Linked DNA regions of Homo sapiens: region 2 is linked to region 1. A link is a loop called in an ENCODE intact Hi-C map of the cell type or tissue named here. Cell type or tissue: PC-3. All regions are shown on one strand. Each heading gives the region's core, and the rest is flanking DNA. Links, peaks and the distances in the headings are about the cores only.

What was found. Peaks named below come from ENCODE experiments on the same cell type or tissue, not always from the same donor. Only the 100,000 strongest peaks of a DNase experiment are listed, where the experiment ranks them.
Region 2: a loop joins it to region 1, with 6 times the contacts of the local background. A loop is called at or near these places in 1 of 110 quality-filtered maps.

Annotation. Positions count from the first base shown.
Region 1 is chr1:113,612,976-113,618,187 of GRCh38, reverse strand. MAGI3 (membrane associated guanylate kinase, WW and PDZ domain containing 3) reads right to left here. Exons shown (of 21, transcript NM_001142782.2): 7 at 3,530-3,587. Among named protein-coding and RNA genes, the nearest start is that of PHTF1, 140 kb to the left of the region's middle. In PC-3, for the core only: no CTCF peak of the experiment used is centred there; a DNase peak (open chromatin) is centred at 2,557.
Region 2 is chr1:113,456,011-113,458,510 of GRCh38, reverse strand. All of the region lies in intron 1 of MAGI3 (membrane associated guanylate kinase, WW and PDZ domain containing 3), which reads right to left. Among named protein-coding and RNA genes, the nearest start is that of MAGI3, 67 kb to the right of the region's middle. In PC-3, for the core only: no CTCF peak of the experiment used is centred there; a DNase peak (open chromatin) is centred at 1,360; H3K4me3 peaks cover 1,102 bases; H3K27ac peaks cover 2,205 bases.

The sequences.
Region 1 (5,212 bases), core at 1,534-4,033:
TTAAAAAAAATTTTTTTTTTTTGTAGAGATGGGGTCTTACTATGTTGTCCACGCTGGAGCTTTGCCATTTGTAAACATTAAGAGTGGTGGTAGAGAAATGGGCAGCAGGGACTAAAATAAAAATTTAAAAATTAAAAAAACACTTTCAAAAAAAGGAATGTTAGCTTTCTCCATGTCACTCAGGCTACTACTACATATCAGTTCCACAACAGACGTAGTTACTTATTAAATAGTTTAAGAGCTCTAAATATGGTAAGTGCCACTGGACATTGTTTGGGTTCTGATTTCACTGACACTCAAGTATGCTTCTGCTTCATAATATGCGGGGGATACACTGTCCACTGAGTTAACTGTTTAACTCTGTGAAAATAAAAATCCTAGGAACTACTTTAAAAAATTTATTTAGGTACTGATATTTTACATATTCTTTTGAAAAACAACTAAAAATTGACACTCAGAAAAGAATAAACCTGTTCAGAAAGAACCTTGGCTCACTTTCACTTTAAAGTCATTGGCTAGAATGACTCACTTTGCCACCCAGGCATTAGAACATAAAAAGTAGTAATTTGTATTTATACCCTTTGTAATGTGTGGGAGAGGAGAGTAGACGTATGCAAATGAGTAATCCTTTTCCTAAAAATTTGACAAAAGAATATAAGATTTACTGAAGGAAGTTATTGTCTTCATTATCTTAGACTATCTAGACTAAAATGCCACTCAAAAAAAATCAAAAAATAAAAAAGTGAAAATACTGTCCTTTTCATTTAATTACTTATACCTACACTATTATTAAGACACAACAAATTTTGTTTTCCAAATAACTAGCTGTGGGAAATAAGAGAGGAGAATATTACAGATTATCAGAAAGAAACAAAGCAAACAAGAATGATTAAATATTAGTACACAATTTGACACATTTTCTGTATTAAAATTTTATGTCTAATATCTGGATTTAAAAATTTATCTCAACAAAATATTCTTTCATAAAGAGTTTTAGATGGCTGGGCATGGTAGCTCACGCCTGGGATCCCAGCACTTTGGGAGGCCGAGGCGGGTGGATCACTTGAGGTCAGGAGTTTAAGACCAGCCTGGCCAACATGGTGAAACCCCATCTCTACTAAAAATACAAAATTAGGTGGGTGTGGTGGCGCATGCCTATAATCTCAGCTACTGGGGGGCTGAGGTACGAGAATCACTTGAACCTGGGAGGCAGAAGGCGGAGGTTGCAGTGAGCCAAGATCGTGCTGCTGCACTCTAGCCTGGGCAAGAGTAAAACTCCGTCTCAAAAAAAAAAAAAAAAAAGTTTTAGTTGTGAAAGCAAGTATATATTTTGACTTTGTCATCTAGGTGCATCAAGACATTTAATGCTTATCACCCTGATCTAATCACTATATATTACGTGTACTGAAACATCACTACGTACCCCCAAAATGTGTATAATTATATGTTAATTTTAAAAAGACATGTAATGCAATATAATCAAGACCGCATTTCTAAATATATAAGCATATTTATAGCTTATGCATATTTATATTTATGCATATTATAAGCATATTACATTTTTGGAAAAATTTTATTTTAAAAAATAACTTCATCCATTTCAGAATCCCATCCTCTAAAATAAATACAAAGAAAAACTACCACTGCAGTTGGTGTTACTACTACAAGGCTCCTGCCAAGAGCAATCATCGTGCCATCTGGTTTGACAAACTAAGAGAGCCAAAGAGTAGCCATTCAAGTAACAGCTTTTTATCTCCATCAGTAAACTCACTGCAGATTACTATGGTCGAGATTCAAAACCTAACTAATCTGGGAATCAAGCCACACTCCACAGCTCAGCTGACTCCATACTAATGTGCATCTTGAGTACAGTCTGCTCCTTCTTAGTCTAATACAAAACCCTCCTGTAAAATGAGCTCATTCTGGGAATAATCATACAAAATCATGTCGCTGCTGCTGTTGCTTCTAATTCAGGCTATTTCATGTACCTCCCTGACAACTAGGAGCAGGTCGCTTCAGGATTTGCCCTAAAGTTGCTTTAATATTATATCTTTGCATAATGGGGACCAGATCATTCAGCTCAAGGTTTTATAACAGGCAAATGACTTTCACCTTTTGACCATGTATTCAAATTCACTTGGAATGGATAATAAAGAGAATGAGAATCATTATCTCAGAAATGTTCAGCAGTGTCAATGGCAAATAGCTGATTAGAGCCCAATTTAAATAGACTAAACTTTGAGGGGAAGAAAAAAATCCTGCAAAACCTTTTCAGTCGGCCCCCAAATACTCCTTTGATGTGAAAAATGGTTGTTTCTTCCTTTAACAAAATAAGTCTTAGGAAAAAATAATAATAAAAGAGCTGCTGTATACTTTTTACATCACAGTATCAGTAAGACATTAAGTAACACAATGGAAACAAAATTAGCATAGCTTTCAAAGGAACCAAGATATTGAAATTCTAAAGTTATATACTTAAGTGTCAATCTAATTGAGTCATTTCCTTAGGAGACACATTTAATTTTAAGAAGTCATTCCAAAAATCCCTCTAACCACAGTGACTCAAGTAACAACCTGCACAATAGAATAAAGACTACAGTTGCAACAGGAGTCAGAGATACTTACTTTAGGGATAACTACCAGGAAATGGCATTGGTTTATGCCTATAAGTGTTGAAACATTAAGAAACAATTATAAAATTAAAGATGATTGTGTTTGTTACTTTTTCAGGTAATAATAACATTTTGTCTTTGCTACCTAGGCAGCAGGTTTAACTCCTAGTCTCCAGGTAAATAGTAATGTTTCTGATAGAAGTATTTGCCTGCTGCTAGACGCTTGAGGTCAAATTCAGTGTTTAGCATCTGGAAAGAAAGCAATCCCAATGGTCATAACATTGTAGCAATTAGATAAAGAAAAGAGAAGGCAAAATTAGACATTGATATTAGCTTAATTTCTCTGGCTAACATAGGCAGGTGTCTGGCACTCCTCTCCAATATATATTTATGTTTAAATTTAACCATAGCAGCTGCCTAAGAAGCAACTTTCACCCCTAAAAAGAATACTAAGTTTTCCTTGAATAACTCCTTAAAAGAGAGCACACCTTTAGGTGTATGCTTCAAAACTTCAGATAATTATGTTATAATGCCCTAAAGATCTTCCACTGCTTTCAGAAGGATACAGTGGTAGTGTTGGAAATGACCTTGATAATTCATCTAGTCTGTTGCCCTCATTTCAGTTTTCTATCAACTGACTTTCTCTTTAGAGGCTGTAGTAGTAACAATACCATCTCTAGCTATTAATTGTCTAGGCAACTTCCCCCTTATTCTCTATATTTAGAAATTCAAAGCCAACTTCCAGGAAGCCCAAGGTCAATGAAGCAAATGCTCACTGCCCCTACCTTTTCATTCCCCTAGTTGAAAAACTCAACAGCTGGATCACAGAAGCATAAAGTGCTGTATCCAGTATTCTCTAAAGCTATATGCTGAAAGGAAAATATTTGGGAGAATATTAACTGAGGTAACAAACTTACTCAACATAGTATGTCCCATACTGAGGGTCCTCTATTTTCTCCCAGCCATAAGGAAGCTCTGTAAATAAAGAAAATTGAGTGAAATGCCAGATTCAAAACTGACAGAAAAGAATTCACCAGTGAGTGAATTTATTATTTCATTATACTAATATTTGGGTGTCAGAAAGCTGAGGGCTCACTTTCAAGGAACAAACACAATTTAAGTCTGAGTGGCTTCTTCACCAGCCAGTGAGAATTTCAGCAAGCAATCAGAAGCCCAGAACAGAAGATGGCATTAAACAAAAAGGTGTTCATATGAACCACAAGCCATAAAAATGCTAATAAAAATTACTGTGTACTTCTTTCATTTAAAAACCTTGATCATGCTGACACAAGACATATTTACCCTTGTAGTCCAATAGAAGAAGCAGGTATCTGTTCAATTTTTTACTATTATACATAGTCATTTTTGATGTTATGTTCAGACCCACTTCTCCTCAAAGGAAACCCTAGCCTTGGACTTTTGTCATTTCAAGTGAGCAATCTAGATTTGCTTAAAACCTACAAAAGTACCTGCTTTCTCTTGGTGAACAAGATCTGAGTATCTGAAGGAACACTAATCTAACTACCACAGTGCTTTGTGTAATCTGTATTTGTGAATGATAACAAATAAATACCTTACATAGCATTTTTATATATTACTAATTCTCAGTAAGTGACCAATAAAATATAACCAGAAATACTGAAGGTAGTTGAATTTCTGAAAGTTAAAACAAATCTCTAGCCTTTTCAACATGAACTGACATGAGCTTTTCAATGTGAATGTGAATCTTTTCCCTCCCACTTTGTCTGCATTCCTTGTAAAGTTAAGGTTTCTGAAGAACCATCTTATTAGTAAAACATGGATAAGTTGGGAAGAATGTTCCTAGCAGGTGGTTCTAGTCCTATCCATTTTATATAGCAGTTGAGCAAAAAAGAATTTTTTTAAAAGTCCACTGTTGTGCACTATGATGTCCCACGCTTTTATTTTCAATTTCTCTTAAGAATGCTTCTGCTCTGCTGAAAGACACACACACAAAAAGTACGCTGGACAGCAAACAGGTTTAGAAAGCATCACAAGACTTATTAGTTTTATATCATTTAGCCTCAGTTATGACATACCAACTTTGTAAGTAAAAATTCCATTATAATAAACTTGACAAGCTATACTGTTTTACTCTAAGAAAAATTATTATTCTGCATTCAGAATATAAGAAAAGAACAGATGACTAGCCTCCTGGTGAAAATGTCTGAATTACCCCTACCCCATTTCTCCACCATACTTTTCTGCATATATATTGATTGGTGGTTTCAAAGTTTGATGAGTTTTTGTGTTTTTCCTTTGAAGGACCTGGTTGAAATGTCTCAGGTGGGAAAGATGAGAACAAATGAAATACTAAAATAGTTGAAATATGTGAGAAGAGAACAAAACATTAAAAAGAACTGAGATGTACTTTAGTTCACTTTAATCCTCCTTAGCTATGAAGCAAATCTATCAAATAGATATAATATTTTATCGCCAAACAACTGTTTCATGGATAAGAGTAATTTTTTTGAATATATCTGTAAAACTGCACTATAACAGTTATGGATCTTCCATGAAAAATATTTTTTTCTTTAATAGAAATTTTCTTGAAATAGCATGGGAACTGAATAGAGCTGAGT
Region 2 (2,500 bases), core at 1-2,500, 160 kb after region 1:
AAAAACATAAAAATTGAAAGTAAACAGGGTATAATGGATTCAGATGGCAAATGATAATAATGACTTCCGGGGGATACTGAGAGTTAACACAGCCAAAACAGAGAAAGTGCTCTCAACTCATAGCTTCACTTCCAATCTCAAGAGTTGCCCATTTCAGCAAACAGCATTCATTATACACTTTATTATTCAGATCAAAAAATTAGGGCCATCCTTGACTCTTTCTTTCATACCACTCCAATCCATCAGTCAAATTCTACTTGCTGCCCTGAATCTCCATTGCACCCACCTGGACCCAAGCCACCAGCACAAGCAACGATGTCCTACCTGGTCTTTCTACTTCCACTTTTGTTTTCTTCTTGTCTGTCTTCCACACAGATCATAAACATCTCACTTTGAAAAACAAACAAACAATCTAAAGGTTTTCCAACACATTTCCAAAAATCCAAACTCCTTCTTATGGCCCACAAGTTCCTACGTGACCTGGTTTTTGGCTACTTCTCCAGCATTACCTCTTCTTACTCTCCCACTTAGTTCACTGTTCTTCAGCCACATTGGCCTCCTTTCTGTCCCTGAATTTATTGTCACCACATAGTTCTTTATGCTGGGAAATGCTCTTAGAACAGGTGCCCTCATGGCTTCCTCTTCCTCATCCTTCATGACTCAATTCAAATGTCACCTTTTCAGCAAAGACTTCTTTGACTCCATCTAAAAAGCTCTTGCCATACAGTATGCCATTCATAATTGGTCAATACCTATTTTATCTTCTCTATATTTATCAGTATTATTTATAATTAAATTTATCTTATTTATACACAGCTTATTATCTATCTATCCCCTCTGCAATGTAATCCTCTTAAGAACAGAATATATCTTCTTCACCACTGCAATCCTACCACCAAGAACAGGAACTAGCACTTAAAAGGTACTCAAATATCGGTCATTTAATTGACAAAATCTATGAAAATTACCATATAGTCCTTGCTGAGGACAAGATGAGAAATGTACGGGGCAGCACATGACCTCCATTCTCCAACTTAATTCAGTATTTCTTATCGAATAAGACATAGAAATGTCTGCTTATCAACCTGTTACTGTCGTATAATCTCAAACACAAATTGACTTTCAGATTAATTGTAAGGGTCAAATGGGAAATTGTAGATTTGTAAAAAAGAGATAATGATGGCTCTGCCCTCCTCCAAATTCCTTTCCTGAAAGAAAAGTCTGTTTACAGATATCAAGCAAATGAAAACCTGCCAAATTTTGATCTCTTTCAACAATCATGTTGGTTTAATTCCACTGAAAAAAAGAAATATGACTCAGAACAATATAGGAGCCAGTCAGGCTCCTTCTCTTCCCCTGACTCATGACTGCGTACTAGCGAGCCAACTTTAAGCAAACACAACCTAGTAAAACACAAAGGAGCTTGGAAAGCCTTTGCATGAATCAGCTCAAAAACATGTGTATCCAACTCAACTCTCATATTAATTCATACCTATTCTTACTAATTCCAAAAGTTTTTAATTTTCTCTTTGGTTTCTAGATATAACCAATCGGCCTGCAAATAAATGGGAACTGTATCTCCTTTTTTCCAAAAGCCCTGCTTCTAATTTCTGTTATGTTTTATTGCATTGTCTAGAACTTGGAAAAAAAAAAAAAAGGCTGTATCCGCAAGCCTCTTTATTTTATCCTATTTTCATAGAAATGACTCTATCATTTCATTATATAGCAAGATACTGGGATATTGGTTTGGACAGAAATTCTTCTTTGTTTTTCTTTAACTGAAGAAGTCTTCATCCAAACCATTAAATACTTTTATAAAGAATGAATATTGAGTTTTATCAAACTCTTTTGTGGCATTAAGATCACCATGTGGTTTTTCATTTTTAATCTAATATTCACCTACTTTTTAAATTCAATGTATAACTTATGTTATGAAATGTTCTTTTAATATCCTGCTGAATCTGATTTGCTAGAATTTTATATTGACTTTTCCCATCCATATTCATGACTGAACTAGGTCTGTATTACTACTTTTTGGTACTTTATCAAATTTGAGATTGAAATAAAATGAACTGGATAGCTTTCTATATGTATATGGGTATGTTACAAAACAGTTGGATATAGAAAATTATTTCCTAGAAAGCTTACAAGAATGTGTCTGTGAAACAACTTAGGTTGTTTTTTATGTTTGAGAGGGAGAGAGAGAGAGGATGGGTTTCTAAATCTCACTATTAAAGAAAAAATGGGGCCGGGCGTGGTGGCTCACGCCTGTAATCCCAGCACTTTGGGAGGCTGAGGTGGGCGGATCACGAGGTCAGGAGATCAAGAACATCCTGGTTAACATGGTGAAATCCTGTCTCTACTAAAAATACAAAAAAAAAAAAAAAAAAAAATTAGCCGGGCGTGGTGGCGGGCGCCTGTAGTCCCAGCTACTCGGGAGGCTGAGGCAGGAGAATGGCGTGAACCCGGGAGGCAGAGCTTGCAATGAGCCGAGATCATG